Regions from separate parts of the Homo sapiens genome. Here regions 2 and 3 are each linked to region 1. A link is a contact called in ENCODE Hi-C or POLR2A ChIA-PET data. All regions are on one chromosome and are shown on one strand. Each heading gives the region's core, a stretch centred on a gene start or an enhancer-like site at or near the end of the contact. The rest is flanking DNA. Distances are from core to core; before and after follow the strand shown. Region 1 holds the start of SEMA7A (semaphorin 7A (JohnMiltonHagen blood group)). Region 2 holds the start of CYP1A1 (cytochrome P450 family 1 subfamily A member 1). Region 3 holds the start of MPI (mannose phosphate isomerase).

Region 1 (2,700 bases), core at 21-2,520:
CCCGGTGGGGCCAGACCCGACCAGTTCCCCCAGCCCCCACTGCGAGTCCCCCACCATCACGACAGGGGGGCCGCAGACACGCCAAATTTGGGGACAGAGCCGAATCGGACTGGGGGCGGGGAGGCATTTGTGTGCAATGCAGGGGAGGGGAGATCAGTTCCTCGCGGCAGAAAGCCTCAAACCCCCGCCTAACCGGCTTTCTGTCCCATAGTACAGGGTCTAAACTGAGGTGCCCTGGGGGAGACTCCAGTCCCCCAGGTTCTTATTATCTACCCTGGCCTAAAGGCTGCACCCCCGCCCTAGATCCACCGCCTGGGGGTCCCAACGGCCGTGCCCCACCCAACGGGCACTGCCCCCCAACGCTGGAGCCGATTTCTGGTGACAACTGCCACGTGCGGGCAAGGGGGGAGCGGCCGGTCCCGGCATTGCTGAGGCAGCGCCCTGGTACCCCAAGCCGCCGCACCGCACCATGTCCCGCCGCTCGCTGCAGGATGCCCACCCCCTTGCCTGGCCCGAGCTCCGGGCCGGGGCGGGGGCGGGGGCAGGCGGCGGGGTCTTTGTTCCCGCTGCCGAAGCGCGGCGGCGGCGGCAAGGGGTCCGCGCCCCCCTTGCCGGCCCAGCCTGCGCCCCGCGCGCCAGCAGAGCCCGCAGCTCAAAAGGAGGGTACCCGGGTTGGGGTCCCAGGCGGGGAAAGGTCCTCCGCCGAAGCCCCCGAGCCAGAGGACCCAGAGTGGCTCGGGGCCGAGAGAGGGGCCCGCCCCCTCCCCTGGCGCCCGGGCGTTGCGGCTCCTGGCTGCCAGGGACTTGGTGCGACTTAGCCGGGGCTCCGGCCCCCGCCGCTCGCTCGCCGCAGCGTTACAGCCGGCTCTGGTGTGCCAGCGTGTACACTCACACACACTCACCCAAACCCACACGCTCCACGCGGGGACAGCGCGGGGACAGCCCGGGACCCGCAGAGCTGCGCGCACGCACTCCCTCCGGGTGCAGCACACTCCGCACCCGCCCCGCGCAGCGTCTGATCCCGCGCCTGACCGGCCGCGCGGCGCCGCCTACCTTTCCAGACGGCGAAGATGCGGGGTCCGCTCCTTAGGTGGCCCTGGGCGGAGGCGGCGGCCGCCCAGAGCAGCAGCAGCAGCCGCAGCCGCAGCGGAAGCCCCAACCGAGCCGGCGGGCCAGGGACGCGGGCGCGCGGTGCGCTGGGGGCGGCACGTCCGGGCGGAGGAGGCGTCATCCCGTGGCCCCGGGAGCGACAGCGGCAATCAGCCGAGACTGAGCCAGCGCCCGGCCGCAGGCAGACCCAAGCGCCAGGAGGCGGAGCCAGCGCTGACCCCACCCCGCCCCTCCCCCCGCCCCTCGCAGCCTTTTCTCGCCTCACTGGCTTTCCTGAGCGAGAGCGGAACTGCTGGGGGAACCTTCGCCACCCTCTCCCGGGCAACTCTACGGGGAAAGCCCAGCTGCGGACAAGCCAGACTTGTGGTCTTCTGCCAGGGGCGGCAGGCCCTATCCCCTCTCTGGGCCTCAGTTCCACTCCCCGCACCCCGTAAAAAGATTGGCGTAGAAGTCGTGGAGGACCTCTCTCCAAGGGCGCAGAGGAGTCCAACACCCAACAACCTTGCTATGGCCAGCTAAGTGGTTCGCACCCTGAGGACTATGGTCCTCGGAGGATGCGTTCGCCTAAGTGGACACGGCTCCCTGCTGAGCCTACCAGCAGGCACAACGATGATATGTGGGGAGCACTCAGGGACCCGCTGTTGCTTTGCCTGGGAGAACACTGGAAATTTTTCATCTTGGCCTGGCTCCTTCCCCTCCCTCTCCTTTCTCCTCCCTTTCCCAGCCAGCAGCCTTCTGGGCTGCCTCCCCCCAAGCCAGCTGGTGTACGCTCAGAAAATCCAAACTCATTTCCATGTGAGTGGAGGGGGATATAATTAGGAAGGCCCCTTCCCCAAGTAGAGAGGGGAGCATCCCCCGTGCCCCACTCACTGTGGGGGAGGGAGGGTCAAAGCAGCTTAAGGGGATCTCTGCCCGCAAAGTGCCTAGGGCTCAGCTATCTCAGGCAACCTGACCATTCAGTGGGGACTCCCTTGGGGGGTCCAGGCCCAGACCCTCTGCAGTTACCTGAGCAGTCCAGCCAGCTCTGCCATCAGCTCCTCCTCTCAGAACTACGTGCCTGCCCTTTGTAAAAGGGTCTCCTCTCTCTAGACCAGACAGGGCCCAGACCTACCACTTCCACTTGTGCCCCAGGGAACCATGAATGGAAAATCCACCCAGCTCAGTAAGTACTTATCTAGTGTTTACTGGATGTCTAGCTGCACTGAGAGGAGACAGGCCGAGGAAGGAGTAGAGGTGAACATCCAACCTTCAGAACTCACAGACCTAGACACGATTCACGCACTGCAGACACCAGCAAAGGCGGTGGGCTGGCTGCCCTCTGCCCTCTGCCCTGCTCCATGGGGCCAGGACCATTTGGTTGTTGTTTTTACCTCCTGGAACCAGGAAAGTTTTGCTACCAAGAAGTTTGGCTTTACCATTCTACATTTTGCTTCCAGTTGTCCCCTCCTTCTTCCCTCAGAGTCCTGAGGCACCCCAGCAGGCCAGGAAGGTAAACTCAAGGTACCTCCAGAGACAGTGCAGAGTGAGGTTCCTGGCCCACTGGGTGAAGCCAACAGCCTCCTGATACACAGGGGCACACTGCCCCAGAGA
Region 2 (2,700 bases), core at 128-2,627, 290 kb after region 1:
CCCCTTTTGCAGGTTACCAGAGAGCAGAGAATAAATGGAAGGTTCCCACTAGGCTGTAAGAAAACCCCAGACTGGAATCAGGGAAATCAGGAATGGATCTAAACTGAAAGGAAACTGAGGCAATACTTTCTCTGTAAGCTTGACCTAAAAAGGGTGTTTAAATTCATAAACCACTCTCTCCAACATATCAGGCATCTCTGCCTGTTACCCTGGACTAGAGGTCAGTAGACCCAACATTCTAGTCAAAGTGATCTTGGACTGCACATTTTACTTTTCTGGGGTCCAATTTCAACATCTGAGAGAGGGTAAGACAAGATCTCTCAGTTCAGAGTACCCAGCTGGATCCAGAGGGAAGAGAAAACCCAGATCTGCTGTGGGGAACCTGACAGTCTTACCAGTTAGGCTCCCCACAGGAGAACCTCACAAGACAGGGAGATGGATGGTTCCTACCACAAGTATTATAGTGGAGGGAGGCTTCCTGGAGGGGCTAAATATCAAAGCACACTAGATCCCTGAGTCAACAGGGGACAGTGCCAGGCTTTGGTGTGCTATGGTGTCCCCTTCTGCACAGTGGGTATCCCAAGGACCTGCAGCCTTTGTAAGATGGTAGGAGGCCAAGGGAGATGTGACTGGTGAGTTTTTAGGGACTGGTATTTCCAGCTCCCTGCAGTTGGCAATCTGTCACCCTGATTGTCTCCCAGCAAAGGACAAAGAAGATGGTCAATGAGATAGGAAAGGCCTGGGACTCCTGCACAGATCTGCCTCTATTGTCCCAGCTGTCTAGGACATCTCAGCACTGACAAGCCACCCTTAGGAGGGTAAAATCTGCCAGGGGTAGCTTCTTAGGCTAGGGCAGGGTACAGCTGGTAAGAACCCAGCCCACCCCCTCCATCCACCCTGTCCACCCAAGGAGAAGCCCCTGTCATCAGAAAGCCTGAGGGAGGGGCTGCACATATTCCAGCCTGCCAGGTGGCCTTGATGGGGAAGCCCCAGGGTAGGCAGGGAGACACTCACTAGGGGATGGAGCTGGAGCCTGGGTCCTGAAGTCCTGAATGAGATGCCATCTGTATCTAGAGGTCTGGTACCAGCTGTGGGACCATGGGCAAGTCCTCCTCTTCCCCTGGCCTCAGTTTCCCCACTAGGGGGCTAGACTGCCTGGTCACTAAAAACACTCTGAGCCTCCCTTTTTGGAGGTGCTAGACAGGTAGCTACCTAAGAAGTCCTGGAGGCACCAAAATGTTCCTTTTATTGGGAGAGAAAGGGCAAGCCAGAAGTCCCCCAGCAACTCACCTGAGGTACTGAGCTGAGCTGGGAAGGGTGGACTCTTGGAGCCTGGGATCACAAGGATCAGGGAAGGTTCCAAGGAACTGTCACCTTCAGGGTGAGGGTGAAGGCACTGCCACCTTTATAGGCGGGCTTGTACGTGTGGCCACGCCTCCTTCCCTGGAGCGAGCTGAGATGGAGGGAGAAGCAGCCTGAACCGGGCTGGTCTCTCTGGGATTGGAGAGAAAGGTGGCGGAGGGCGGCGGGGGTGGGGGGTCGGGTGGGCAAGAACCCACTATGGGACACATCTCGGTGCCTGTACATAGAGGGGTGAGGGCTGGGAACACCTGGAAGTCCCAATTCCAAGGCGTCCCAAGGGCAGTGCAGAACCCAGCCGAGGAGGGGGCTTGAGGGAGAAGTCCCAGGACAGCCCGAAGAGAGGGTACGGGAAGCTCCATCCTGGGGCGCGGGGACTCCTCTTCGTCATTTTTGCACCCACTGGAACGCTGGGCGTGCAGATGCCTCCCCAGCGCTACAGCCTACCAGGACTCGGCAGGCGGGGGCGGGGCTGCCCCGTGGTGACCTCCTTCCCGGGGTTACTGAGTCCCGGCTCGCGTGAGAAGCGCTGCGACCCCAGCCCTGAGGTCACGGGGGCCGGAAGGCCAGAGGCGCCGCGGGGCTGGACCTGTCCCCCAGAGCCCGGGCGACTAGCTGAGGTTCGCGCCTCTTGATTGAAGGATCGGAATGGATGGCGAAGGGGCAGGCTCGCTGAGCGCTCACTAGCGGCTCCTCGCAGCCTCTAGGATCGCCTTAGTGCTGATTGCAACGCGCGGTCCCTCCAGCCAGGACCCACCGGCCCTTGAGGGTCCCTCTTGGCTCCCGGGGTGGCTAGTGCTTTGATTGGCAGAGCACAGAAATCCGGCGGCGGGGGGCCACGGAAAGACTCGGGCCCAGGGACCACGGAGGGGGCACCTGGCGCGGAGCCCCCACCCTACCCCCGGCTAGCTTGCGTGCGCCGGCGACATCCCTCTAGGGGGCAGAGGTCAGGCGGCCCGTCCCCGCCCCACCTGGCCCGGAGGCGCGGTGCCCAGGCGTTGCGTGAGAAGGACCGGAGGCCCGCGCAGCCACCCAGCCGACCCATTCCCCGGCCCGGCGCGGGGGCTCGCAGTCACGCGAGGGGGGAGGGAGTCGGGGCGGGGCTCTTAAAGGGCCAGCCTCGCGCGCGGCGTGGGGTTGGGGTGGAGGGAGAGGAACTGTCGAAGGGTGGCGGGTGCGCGATTGAATAAGGGGATGCGGTGCAAAGGGTCTAGGTCTGCGTGTGGCTTCTGCCTGCGAGGAGAGGCAGCCTGCATGTGTCCGCATTTTCGGTCCACGCCTGTGGCACGACACGAAGCCCCAGTGCCATTTGGCATGGCCTAGCTGCCTGCCTCCGACGCT
Region 3 (2,841 bases), core at 342-2,841, 460 kb after region 1:
CGGACGGGGCAGCTGGCTGGGCAGAGGGGCTCCTCACTTCCCAGTAGGGGCGGCCGGGCAGAGGCGCCCCTCACCTCCCGGACGGGGCGGCTGGCCGGGCTGGGGGCTGACCCCCCCACCTCCCTCCCGGACGGGGCGGCTGGCCAGGCGGGGGGCTGTCATGAGTCTTGTATTATCCATTTTATTATTCCTTAGTGCATGGTAAAGCTTCCTTTAAAATGCAAGCTGATTTATTTGAGCCAGAGGACCCCAGGGGAGGTGAGATAGATACCCACACCTGGGCAGAGGATTACAGGGAAAACGGCACCCGCTCTTTCCCCTGGGCACATATGGTAGAGGCTGTGGGAATGAGGGTATTGCAGGGGTGATGAGGGTAGAGTCAGGACTGTAACTCCTCATTCCAGGTTCCCCGGAGCTTTGACTGTTGTGCTCCTAGCCTCAAGCAATCCTTCTGCCTCTGCCTCCTAAGGTGCTAGGATTACAGGCCTGAGCCACTGACTGTCCTCCTCCTAGGAGGCTGTTGACTGAGAAGGTCTGGATGTCAAAGCCTTTCACCACAGGATATAGCCAAGATTACTGCAGAGCCAAGGCCCAAGGCCATCCTTCCCTATGCACAGCTCTTCGTAATTCCCCTGACTTCTGTGTGTGCAACTTGTAAGCAGCTCAGCCTGGAGTAGAAGTTGGGGTTCTGACTTTCTACAGCACCTGGGACGGGAAGGATCAGAGGAGCACAGGGAGCTGACTGCCTTATAGGTGTCTCACGTCATCCCATCTGACCCTCCAACAAGCATGTCAGGCTGGCATTATTCACCCCATTCTACAAAGCTCAGAGCAGTGAAGGGCCTTGCATGTGACATTTACCATCATCATCACTAGTATGTCCCTACTCACATCACAGCAATTCTTTGCTCAAATCTGTAATTGCTGAGACTCGAAGTAAAACCCAAAGTCTTCACAATAGCAATAGCCTGCAAAGCTCTGCCCCCCTCCTCTCTTCTCTGACCTCCTCACTGCCCCTGTCTTACTCACTCTGCTCCAGCCACAGTGGCCTCCTTGCTAGCAGTTCCCTCCCCAACACGCCCGGCACAGTCCCACATTCCCGCCTTGCTCTGGCTTCCGCTGTGGCTGTTTCCTCCCCGCAGAACACTCCTGCCTTCCTCACCGCCAAGTCTGGACTCAAACCTCACCTCCTCAAGAGGCTTGCCCAGACAGCCTTTTATATTCTGCAAACTGCCTCCCACTGCCACCTGCCCCCTTACTTTTTGTGGCCTTGACCTTTCAACATACTACATGATTTGCTTACAATACTTGTCTGTCTTGCCTTCACCAGAATGTAAGCGCTCTACAAAGGCAGAGGGAAGGCTATCTTGCTCTCTGATGTATCCTCCAGCCCTTAGAACAGTCCGTGGTACTTAGCAGGTTTTCAGTACATCTGTGCCCGGCGATGGAAAGAATGAATGAATAGTGAGACCGAAGATCGCGGCCGTAAGCCTCTGGGCACGGGTGCCCCGGGGCCTGGCGGAACGCTCAGGGAACTACATTTCCCGTGAAGCTCTGGGCGCAGAGGGCCGCGGGGGCTGCCGGGAAAGGCATACGTGCTTAATCCTGGTGCAGGGGGCGAGCATGGCCGCTCCGCGAGGTGAGCCATTGGCTGGGGTGTCGGCGAGTGTGTTCGTGGAGCGCGTCCTGGGGACGACTCCCGGCATTATCGGCCAGGTTGAGTCCGCTCCTGGCATTCCGCGGAAAGATGGGTGGGTGCCGGGCAGAGGTGTGGCCACCTGCGATGGGGATTGACCTCCGAGGGGAGGGGGCCCTTCTAGACGTCGTGCCGTGGGATAGGTACCTTCTGCTCCCTCCCCGCCACCCTGCCTCAGATCAGCACAAGGTCCTTACTGCTGCCCATCTGACAGTTGGGAACATCGAGGCCTGCAGCGGAGGGGGGTCTCATCCAACAGCCTACAAAACCCTTATTTGACTCTGTCCCCAGTGAGCACCCCCAGCTCTTGCCTGGTTTCCCGGGACACTAGGGTGGGGCCTGAGGAGTGGAGTGGCAGCTGACCCTGTCTGTGCCCCTAGTATTCCCACTTTCCTGTGCGGTGCAGCAGTATGCCTGGGGGAAGATGGGTTCCAACAGCGAAGTGGCGCGGCTGTTGGCCAGCAGTGATCCACTGGCCCAGATCGCAGAGGACAAGCCTTATGCAGAGGTGAGCCCCGGGCTGTATTTCAGCCCACTTTACCCGCAGGTCAGGAGAAAGGGCCTGAGGCAAGTCATAAGAATCAGCTGGGAAGGGTGAGGCAGCAAGGAGGGAGGAGACCCACTTGGCTCTTCAGGCTAATGGACTAGATAGTGTTATCAAAAAGAAGAGAGGTTTTGTCATAATAGGCTGGGATTTCCAGCACTCTCCTTCCCCCAACCACTCTTAGCACTTAGTGAATTTTAATTCAGCCCTCTTTGACAATTAAGTTTTTTTACTTTGACTATTTTTTTGCATTTTTATTAACCTAAAATATTTCTCCTGCCTATTTAGTGGAGAAAAAGCCAAAGCATAGGAAGGCTTTCGCCTCTGCTTCTGAAACTGGAAGATGTATGTTAACCCCTGAAAGAATCATTTAAGAGTCATAGTTTTTCTGCTACCTTGACAGTGCAGATGTCATTCTCCTCTTTGGACAGACAAAGAAGATACATCTAAAGAAGGGAAATAACTAGTCCAAGTCTTCATAGATGGCTAGAGGCCGAGTCTGGACAAGGGCCTGGGTCTACTGCCTCCCTGTATGTCCATGATGGCATGAACATTTGTATCCAGACCTGGGAGGCCTTTCCCAGGACTCAGTTGCCCTGTG

What was found. A loop is a pair of places that touch in the nucleus more often than their neighbours do. ChIA-PET counts read pairs that join two places held with the same protein, here RNA polymerase II (POLR2A). Pooled maps may share reads with other maps.
Region 2: a pooled map shows a loop between it and region 1 (2.6-fold over the local background). The contact joins the promoter of CYP1A1 here to the promoter of SEMA7A in region 1. A Hi-C loop is called at or near these places in 1 of 50 pooled maps.
Region 3: a pooled map shows a loop between it and region 1 (3-fold over the local background). The contact joins the promoter of MPI here to the promoter of SEMA7A in region 1. A Hi-C loop is called at or near these places in 3 of 50 pooled maps. POLR2A ChIA-PET finds 5 or more read pairs at or near these places in 3 of 52 experiments (H1, OCI-LY7 and activated T-cell).

What each region holds. Positions count from the first base shown.
Region 1 is chr15:74,432,688-74,435,387 of GRCh38, forward strand. It overlaps SEMA7A (semaphorin 7A (JohnMiltonHagen blood group)), which reads right to left and starts at 1,271. Exons shown (of 14, transcript NM_003612.5): 1 at 1,054-1,271. The coding sequence starts at 1,231. RefSeq lists silencers at 434-553, 704-853, 904-1,413.
Region 2 is chr15:74,724,151-74,726,850 of GRCh38, forward strand. CYP1A1 (cytochrome P450 family 1 subfamily A member 1) reads right to left here and starts at 1,378. Exons shown (of 7, transcript NM_001319217.2): 1 at 1,291-1,378. RefSeq lists a promoter at 1,086-2,700, a cis regulatory region at 1,841-2,700, enhancers at 1,867-1,890, 1,923-2,700, 2,261-2,283, 2,358-2,372, 2,421-2,444 and silencers at 1,935-2,215, 1,935-2,110, 1,955-2,034, 2,106-2,215, 2,215-2,374.
Region 3 is chr15:74,888,451-74,891,291 of GRCh38, forward strand. MPI (mannose phosphate isomerase) reads left to right here and starts at 1,592. Exons shown (of 8, transcript NM_002435.3): 1 at 1,592-1,639; 2 at 2,077-2,204. The coding sequence starts at 1,624. RefSeq lists enhancers at 1,209-1,258, 1,419-1,718, 1,508-2,041, 1,839-1,918.